3 separate regions of the Homo sapiens genome follow, and all the other regions are linked to region 3. A link is a contact called in ENCODE Hi-C or POLR2A ChIA-PET data. All regions are on one chromosome and are shown on one strand. The core of a region is the stretch at or near the end of the contact, and the rest is flanking DNA. Distances in the headings are between cores, read along the strand shown.

Evidence for each region. A loop is a pair of places that touch in the nucleus more often than their neighbours do. ChIA-PET counts read pairs that join two places held with the same protein, here RNA polymerase II (POLR2A). Pooled maps may share reads with other maps.
Region 1: a map of posterior cingulate gyrus shows a loop between it and region 3 (2.2-fold over the local background). The contact joins the enhancer-like site here to the promoter of DISP3 in region 3. A Hi-C loop is called at or near these places in 1 of 168 maps with a recorded cell type or tissue (posterior cingulate gyrus), 1 of 37 single-sample maps with no recorded cell type and 5 of 50 pooled maps. POLR2A ChIA-PET finds 5 or more read pairs at or near these places in 4 of 52 experiments (CD8-positive, alpha-beta T cell, H1, K562 and 1 more).
Region 2: a map of natural killer cell shows a loop between it and region 3 (4-fold over the local background). The contact joins the enhancer-like site here to the promoter of DISP3 in region 3. A Hi-C loop is called at or near these places in 3 of 168 maps with a recorded cell type or tissue (Panc1, heart right ventricle and natural killer cell), 6 of 37 single-sample maps with no recorded cell type and 9 of 50 pooled maps. POLR2A ChIA-PET finds 5 or more read pairs at or near these places in 4 of 52 experiments (H1, HEK293T, SK-N-SH and 1 more).

Annotation. Positions count from the first base shown.
Region 1 is chr1:11,279,657-11,282,869 of GRCh38, reverse strand. All of the region lies in intron 1 of UBIAD1 (UbiA prenyltransferase domain containing 1), which reads right to left. Among named protein-coding and RNA genes, the nearest start is that of UBIAD1, 8.1 kb to the right of the region's middle. Within about 2 kb of position 1,754, at least 9 of the 41 ENCODE cell types and tissues checked have a DNase peak (open chromatin) inside an H3K27ac peak, as active enhancers do; they include CD8-positive, alpha-beta T cell, where a contact is called at or near this core.
Region 2 is chr1:11,334,208-11,337,153 of GRCh38, reverse strand. No RefSeq gene overlaps it. Among named protein-coding and RNA genes, the nearest start is that of UBIAD1, 62 kb to the right of the region's middle. RefSeq lists an enhancer at 2,812-2,946. Within about 2 kb of position 1,598, at least 4 of the 41 ENCODE cell types and tissues checked have a DNase peak (open chromatin) inside an H3K27ac peak, as active enhancers do; they include natural killer cell, where a contact is called at or near this core.
Region 3 is chr1:11,477,744-11,480,823 of GRCh38, reverse strand. DISP3 (dispatched RND transporter family member 3) reads right to left here and starts at 1,669. Exons shown (of 21, transcript NM_020780.2): 1 at 1,452-1,669. RefSeq lists an enhancer at 517-1,118 and a silencer at 1,763-2,082.

The DNA.
Region 1 (3,213 bases), core at 505-3,004, 200 kb after region 3:
AAAAGGCCAGGCACAGTGGCTCACGCTGTAATTCCAGCACTTTGGGAGGCCACAGCGGGTGGATCAACTGAGGTCAGGAAGTCAAGACCAGCCTGACCAACACGGAGAAACCCCATCTCTACTAAAAATACAAAAAAAAATTAGCCGGGCATGGTGGTGCACGCCTGTAATCCCAGCTACTCGGGAGGCTGAGGCAGGAGAATCGCTTGAACCAGGAGGCAGAGGTTGCAGTGAGCAGAGGTCGCACCATTGTACTCCAGCCTGGTCAACAAGAGCTAAACTCTGTCTTTTGAAAAAAAAAAAAAAAAAAAGTGATGTAAGCAAGGTTGAGCAGAGATCTCTGTCCCCACCCCAAAACCAAGAGCAACCCACTCTGGGGAGGAAAAAGATCTGGTTATCTGACACAAGAAAACAGTAGAGCCCTTGGGGAGAAAGCTGTTTCCTAGCATTTGATACATGGCCCAAGGCTTCATGTGCTCTACCTGATTCAGAGACGTGGCCCATCTGGGAATTTCCTTTTAGGCATTCCTCCTCTCCCAACCCCATTTTCTGAATGAGCTTACACAGTGAAATACTGGGCCGGTTCTCCACACGGCAGCCAGAATGAATCTGTTAAGACTTAAGTCAAAAAGTTGGCAAGACGCAGAGCAACTGGAACACTTGCTGGGGGGAGTGTAAAGAAGTACAACCACTTCAGAAAACAGTTTGGCAGTTTCTCATAAAATTAAACATCATCTGCCCTGTGACCCAGCAATTCTACTCCTGGGCATTTACCCAAGAAAAATGAAAACAAATATCCACAAAAAGACTTGAACATGAATGTTCAGACGTAATAGCCAAAATATGGAAGCAATCCAAATGTCCCTGAAAAGGAGAATGGATAAAAAGAAGTTGTGGTATGTTACAATGGAATGCTAGTCAGCAAAAAAAGGAACTACTGATACACGCAATAAAACAATGAATCTCAAAAACATCACGCTGAGCAAAAGAAGCCAGACGAGAGCTCAGACTGAAATAAATACACATACATACATACATACATAGTTCATAGTGAAAGGTTCCATTTATATGACAGGCAAAACTAATCTCTGTGAGAGGAATCAGAACAGTGGTTCTTTTCCTGTCTCTGGATGGGGGCAGGGAGTGTGGGATTGACAGGCAAGAAGCACTGGGAAGCTTTTGGGGGTGATGGAAGTGTTCTGGATGATGACGGGGTGTGGGTTATGCAACTGTATACATTTATCAAAATTCATCAAGCTGCAACACTAAAAACCTGTGCATTTCACTGTGTGTCAATTATATGTCAATAAAAGACAATGTTTAAAAAATCTTAAACCAGATTATGTCACTACTCTGCTCAGTATATTTCAATGCCTTCCCATTTGTTCACTGGATATTTACTAAGTAATATTACATGCCAGGCAGTGCTCTGGGTGCTAGGGGTTCAGCTAATACCAGAGACAGAAATCCCTGACTGCAGGGAGGGAGCTCGCAGTCGAAGGGGGAAGATAATTAACCAATTAAGTACTTTATATGGCACATTAGAAGGTAACATGTGCTATGAGGAAAACTAATGCAGAGAAGAGCAGCAGGGGAAGTATCAGGTGGGGGCACGGAGTGGGTGTGTAATTTTAAGCAAGGTAGAAAGCAAGGCCTCACTGAGCAGCTGACATTTGGGCAAATAGGTGAAGGAAGTGAGAAAGTGAACCACATGGTTAGAAGCAGGAAAAGCATTTCAAACAGAGGAAGCTGCATCTACAAAGGACCTGAGGGAGGGGCAGGAGGGGTTGTGCATGCTCCTGGACTAGAAAGGGCAGTGTGGCTGGCCCAGGATGAGCAGGAAGAAAGGAGGAGGGTGGGTCAGAGAACTGGGGGGAGGGCAAAAGGTGGGCAAAGAATGTAGGGCCCTAGGGAGTCACTGTAAAGACCCTGGCCTTTACTCTGAGCAAGATGGGAGCCACTGAAGAGTTCTAAGCAGGACTGACAGGGCTGCCCTATATTTTAACAGAATTACTCTGGTGGCTGAGTGGGAACAGCCTGAATGGGACCAGAACAGAGGTAAAGAGACCAGTTGGGAGCCTGCCGCAAAAATCCAGGGACAGATGATCACAGTGGTGGCTGGACACGGTAAGAAGTGGTCAGATCCTACATGCATTTTGAAAGGAGAGTCAACAGAATTTGCTGATGAACTGGATGTGAGACGTGGGAGTCAAGGACGATGCCCACAGCTTTTGGCCTGAAGAACTAGGATGAAGCTGCCATTGAGCAAAATGGGGAAAAAGCTGTGGGCGAAGCAGGTTTCCTTGGGGAGAAGATCAGAATTTGGTCTCAGACATGTTAAGCTTGAGATGTTTATGAGACAGTTCTAGGAGAAGTTGCTGAGCAAGAAGTTGGATATGAGTCTGGAGTTTAAGAGTCACTAGCTTAACAGATGGCATCTGAAGCCATGAGCTACATCACCAAGGGAGTACATGGAGATAGAGAAAAGAGGCCCAAGGACTGAGCCCTGGAGGTTGGGGAGTAGGACTGGTTAAGATCGCCATGACAGAGACCCTGCCTAACTCACCAACTGTGTCTCATGCCCCCTCTGGCTCACACAGACCTTTCAGTAGATCCTAGCCAATGTCACACTCTCTCTCACCCACCACATTTGCACTTAGTGGTCCTTCAGCCCTGGAGGACTCAGCATCACAATCAGACTCCAATTCCACCCCGTGGCCAGCTCCTTATCCTTCCGTCTTCAAGTCCTAGTTTGAACGTCACTTTCACAAAGACAGCCTCTTCCCTTCACCACCACCTTGTACTTTCTATTACACCACCTCATTGATTTCCTTCACTGAACTTTTTATAATTAGCTGCCAGGCCACCACAGCCTTTTGATTTTCCTCTTACTCCTCTGGATGCTTGCTCACATCCCCTTTACCTGTGCCTTTTCTTCCCCCACCTCTAATGTGGGAGTGTCCCAGGGCTCAGACCAGGACTGACTTTTCTACCAACACTCCCTCCCCCTTGATGACCTCACCCAGTCCTACAACTTTATCTATAGACCAATGACTCCCAGATATGTAATCTCTAGCCCAGGCTTCTCTGAACTTGAACTACCCATTTGACATCTTTGTTAGGAGATTTAATAGACATTAAGATGTCCAAAGTTGGCCAGGCGCAGTGGCTCATGCCTGTAATCCCAGCACTTTGGTAGGCCAAGGTGGGTGG
Region 2 (2,946 bases), core at 349-2,848, 140 kb after region 3:
TAGATACTCTATATGCACTATATATTCACTACATATTCATATGCTACATAGGCACTATATGTCCACTACATGTACACCACATATATGATAGATGTGTAATGTAATTCACACGTGTAATGTAGTGCACGTGTGTATATGTTTCGTGTACATATGTTTCATGTACACTATGTGCACTATGTACCATATATGCACACTATATGTGCACCACATATGTACTATATATGCGCTGTATATTCACTACACGTACACTACATATGCACGATATATACACTACAGCACGTGCACTATATATACGCTACGTATACACCATATATGCACTAGATGTCCACTGTAAATGCACTATATGTGCACTGTATACACTGCATATACAGTATGCGCTACATATATACTATAGGCACATTGTATTCCCACCGCACCGCAATGAGACAGGCATCATTATTATCTAGTTAGAGGCATGACCCAGGAAAACCCCACCAACCCTACCTGCACCACCCCTCAGGCCCCTGCCACAGGCTTCCTTGGGGCCTGCTGTTTTGTTGTTGGGTTTTTGCTTTGTTTTGTTTTGTTTTGAGATATGGTATCACTCTGCTGCCTCGGCTGAAGTACAGTGGCATGATCATAGCTCACTATGGCCTTGAACTCCTGGGCTCAAGTGATCCTCCCACCTCAGCCTCCCGAGTAGCTGGGGCTATAGGCACCTGGCTACTTTTTGTAGAAACGGGGTGTTTCACCAAGTTTCCCAGGCTGGTCTCAAACTCCTGGCCTTAAGTGATCCTCCTTGGCCTCCTGAAGCGCTAGGATTACAGGCGTGAGCCATTGCGCCTGGCCAGGGGCCCACTCTGGTGCTGGCTAGGACAGCTCTAGCCATGCCTGCTTTGCTGGGGAAGGGCAGGAACCGGATAATTTCTTCTTTCCCACCCAGGCCCTGCGCTTCAATCTTTGAGTTTCTTGCTTTGTTCGGGAGATTTCCTTTCATTTTGAATAAACAATCACTTAACGGCCTGTGGCTGCACCTCCTCCTGCTTCAATGGGAGGTGATCACAGTGTCCAACCTGACAGACTGTTCCAGACCCAGCTTCCCTGCCTGTGCCCCTCAACCAGACTCTGGCACCAAGAAATGACCACACAGGGTCTCCCAGTTTGATATGGGGTAACTTGAGCCCCAGGAACTCAGGCAGGAGCCACCCAGACCTATAGCCTAATCACAGCTCCACCAGGGTTTAGCTCTGTGACCTTAGGCAAGTGGCTTGACAACTCTGAACCTCCATTTCCTCTGCTGAGCACAGAAATAGTGACAGGTCCCACCTTGTGAGGCCATGAAGATCCTGCTTAGCCCAGTGCTTGATACGGGGTTATTGCTTAGGAAATGGTGGGGTAGGGTTATGGGAGCCGGGGTGAATGAGCCCCGAGAAGAAACCTCAACCCACAGGAGAGCTACAAATGATGCCTGAGGCCACACAGGGACACCCCGAGACATACCCCACCCCTCCACAACCCAGCAGAGGGAGGTGACAGAGAGGTGGCTAGAAGGAGATGGGGAACTGAGACTTCTCACAAGTACATGTGGGAGTCCCCGGCACCACCAAGTGCCACCACCCCAAGAAGTGAGATACACGGAGTGTGATGTTTCTCTGGCACAAGCCGTCCTCACAGCCCAGGAGGTGTGGCCCAGTTAGGAACTTGCTAATGACCTTCTCTGTCAGCTCAGGACTGAATGAGCAGGCTCCAGGCCTCCAGGCTAATGCCAAGCCCGACCCTGAGTTCTTAGGGGCCACACTGGAGAGTGGGAGGTCACGGCACATGCGGGTCCTGTCTGGGTTTTAGGGACAGGGCCGGGCTGTGTTCAGAGCTGTGAGTATGAGGGGACTGGGGCTTCTGGAGAGCGCCTGAAGAATTTACAAAGACCCTTGGTCATGGAAGTATAACGTGTCCGGGGCCAGAGGACTCAGGACAGAGGATCAGGGCCCAAAGAAGGGATAGGGCTAGGCGGCAGTGAGGCCTAGTGAGAGGCAGGGCTGGGTGAGAAGATAGAGACCAAGCTGGGGCTGTGGCCCGGTGAGGCGGGGAGGGGGCTGGTGGGGGATGGAGGCTTGGAGAGGGGCTCCAGATAGACAGTGGAGACAGGAACCAGGATGGCCACAGACCTGGGCCACTAGGGGCCCTGCTGGGGCATCTTGGTTGGGGGGAGCACGCCAGAGCCTGGGGGGACAGTGGGACCTGCCCGCAGCATCCTCACCGGGCAGCCATCAGGAGCTACTGTGCTGGGGACAGAGGTGTCTCGGGGGGTGTGGCATGTTGCTTCCCCTGAAAATGAGAGTGACTGGGCTCTTTTCTCGCTGGGAGAGAAAGCGGCTCCGCTCTCCTTCTGTCCACAGTTCTGCCAGCTCCTCAATGCCCCCTGCCTGCCCCAGGACAAGGGCAAAGCCAGGTATCTGGTGGGACCAGATTGGGCCTTCCTGCCCACGCCCCGGTCTGCCACCAAGCAGCCTACACCATCTCTGTTCTCTCTCTGCTTCTCCTCCTCCTCCTCCCTCCCATACTCACCTTCACTCCTGTTTCCCAATAACCACCCTCGGAGAAAGGAGTCAGAGGAGTTTGGACAAAGTTCATCCTCCCCAGCCCCAGGGTGCAGACACTTCCCTCTCAGCCACGGCCTCTGTTTGGGGCTGGCCCAGACAAGGGGAGGGGTAAGGGGGACATCCCTCTGGCTGCCTGTAGGGTCCACCCAGCCGGGGAAGAAGCCTCCACGCACGGAGGAGTTGTCCACAGGGAGGGCTGCAGAGCAGACAGAGACCCATTTACAAACCAGGCCAAATTTTTTTTTTTTTTTTTTTTTTTGAGACAGAGTTTCACTCTGTCGCCCAGGCTAGAATGCAGTGGCGCGATCTCGGCTCACTGCAAGCTCCGCCTCCAGGGTTCACACCGTTCTCCTGCCTCAGCCTCCCA
Region 3 (3,080 bases), core at 420-2,919:
TCCTCCCTCCCTCCAGAAGATCCCCTGGTCCCCTGGCAGGTGTAGTAGTAGGAGGTGGGGAGGGGGTGTTTGCTCTAAATCCCCATGCTTCGCCCATAGGAGCAGGACAGTGTGTGTGTGTGTGTGTGTGTGTGTGTGTGTGTGTGCACGCGCGCGCTGGGGGTGGAAGTGTGTCTGTGCTTGGGAGTCTGAGTGGCTTTGTGAGTCACTGGGCATCGGTGAGAACACCAGGTGGTGGGCTCTGGAATCTGGGGCTTAGTCAGTGAGTCCGGAGACAGCAACCTCGAGTGCAGAGCGGGGGCGAAGATGCTGCCCAGGTCCACGAACGTGTGTGCTTGTGAGATCTGTCCGCCCACGTGCGTGTGAACCGTGGGTCTGCGTGGATTGTGTGCGCCTGAGGATTGTGGGTGGGTGTGTACTTGCGCGAGTGTATGTGTGTGGACTGTTTTCCAGTGGTCTGTAGATATGTGTGTGCGCATGGATGGGTGTGAGTGTGCGCGTGGACTGTGGGTGTGCGCGGGCTTCTGAGTTTCTAGGGCGGCCGCGAGGCGCTGTCCGCGGTGCTGACCCGGGGAGTGGGCTGACGGAGACCTGCGCGCAGTCTCGCAGTGAGTGGGGGACAGCGGGAAGCTGGCGCCGGCCGTGGAGCAGAGGCCGAGAAGAGAAGCCCCCAAGGAGGCGCCTTCCCAGCCCTGCTGCCGGCCTCCCCAGGGAGTTGGGAAAAGTTCTCCCGGCGGTGGGGTTGGCTCCCGGGACTTGGCGCCCCTTGCGCTGGGAATCTTTCCCGACCCTCAGCGCCGCCACTGCCCGGCTGCCCACTCCACCTCCACCCTCGTTCGCGTTCTCGGCAGAGCCTGGGGACCCTCGCGCGCGCGGATCCATCGCTGGCCCGGCCCGCCCCAAGCCCCCACGCGCCCTCCCCGGCCGGACCTGCAGCCAGGTTAATCGGGGAAATGTCCCTCCGAGAGCACGAGTACGCTAGGTAGGGAGTGGGTGGAGGGGGTCATTAGCCTTACTCTGTCCCCTCCCTCCGCTCTAGCATGGGCGAGAGCCCGATCCAAGGGCGGCTTCAGACTGACGCTCAACTTTTATGGACCCAGATATCCCTCAGAGGGGACAAGCAGGGGCCAGAGGTCGGAAGCCTTGCCGTTCCTGGACATCCAACATCCAACTCCCCTTGGCCGACCAAGAATGCTGCAGTCCCGCGGGGAGATGGTGCGGAGCTGGGGCCCGGTCGTAGAGGGCAAGCTTGGGTTCTGTCCACCCCTGACCGTCTTTCCCGGGGGGCTCCGAGGCCCGCATCCCGGGCTGGCTGGAGAGCGAGAGAACTTCGCGCGCGGCGCCAAGCAGGTCGGGGTGCGGACGGCGCGGAGGACTTCCCCCTCCTCCTAGCAATGCATCCCCCAGCCCCGAGACCAAGCCCGGATGGCGCCCCGCGGCCGTGCACTCACCTCGGCCGGCCGAACGGGGCTAGGCTGAGCCGCCGGCGCGGGAGAGAGTGCGCAGAGGGTCGGGGGGCGGCGGCCACCACGCTGCGCAGACTCGTCTCCTCGCGGAAGTCGCAGGGGGAAGCTTCTCGGAGCCGCAGGAGGCTGGGGCTCCCCCTCCGCTCCAGGGCAAGCAGACCGCGGGAAGCTGCGCGCGAATCCCAGTCCTCAGCTCGCAACCCGAGCACTCCGCTCCGCCGCCGCCTTTTATTCGCCGCCCGCCTTTGTTTGGGTCCGGGCTCCTACCACGGGTCGCGGGGGTGTCCGAGCCAGGCTCCGGAGCCGCGCTGCCGCCCAATCCCTGGCGCCTCTCGGGCTCCGCGCCGCCGCGCCTTGAATCAGTGGCCGGCGAGACCCTGCGCCACGCCGCGCGCTGCGGTCTCTGGGACCCGCTGTCTGGCGCTGTCTTCGCCGCCGCTCCCCCTGCCGATCCGCGCGGTGGTTCAGCCCGGCCCTGGCGCCCGCGGGCGGGGGAAGCGCAAGGCGCAGCGACCCCTGGGGGTCGGTCCCCGCCCCTGCAGACGGTCCGGGCCAGGCACCACCCCCCAGCCCCGCCTCCGAGTTTCCTGATACCCAAGTCTCTCCCGGGCCCGCGCTCCCGCTCCTCTCCAGCCAGCCCGCCCAGCCTTGGCAGGTCACCAGCCTCCTGGACACTCGCGGGCATCCCCGGGCGCCCTCCGGAGGGAGCTGCCAAGCCCAGGCTCCTGGCGCCGTCCCTTCCTCGTTTGTTCTTCATTTACCCCTCTGGCACCAGAACCCGGAGCCATACCAGCCCCTGGGACCGGGCATCCCTCCAGCTCTAGCACATGACCTGCCTGACACCCCTAGCCAAAGGGCCACAAGGAGAAAGAGCCTGGGGGAGGGGGGCAGGCCAGTACCCTGGCCCATTTCTCTCCATCAGGGCTCAGAGAGCATTGGCATTGGTGTTGCCCAGGGAGAGTGAAGTGGGACCCCTCAAAAGGGGGCCAGCTGCCAGCCCCCAGCTGCAGGGTGGAGGGATGTCAGTGACGGAAGCCAGAAAGGAGGGAGGCCATTGCCATGCTGTGTGAGGGTGAGCCATGAGCTTGTCATTTGTCCTGGGTGTGTGCCGACCAAGGACCTGGGAAGATAGGGCAATGGTGAGACACAATCCTTGCCTTCAGGAGGTTTCCGGCTTATGGGAGAGAGAAGAATATGGGAGAGTTATGAATGAAATATAACAAACCCGGCCAGCCAACACACTGATGCTGAACCCACAGCAGCCCCTCCCCATCCCCAGCCCTTATTTTTAAAAGAGGAAAACTGGGTGAGACGCACCTCTAAATGTCAGGGTGCTGAGTGGATCTCCTGTGCTGTTCACCTGCTGCTCCTGCTCTGTCTCTCTGCTGTACAGTCCCTGGCTGGAAGCTGTACCCACTGACTGGCTGTCAACTAGACGCATTGGTATTTATGACTCTGGGTGCCCTGAGAGCTTATCTATGCAGAAGCAAATGGCCTGAGCCAGTGTCCCTGCCCTGGCACTCACTCCCCATGTGCTCAAGGTCTCAAGAGAGCCATTGCCAGGTTGGCCAAGTCTGTCAGAAGACTCCCAATGGCTCCATCTGGCCTTAAAGA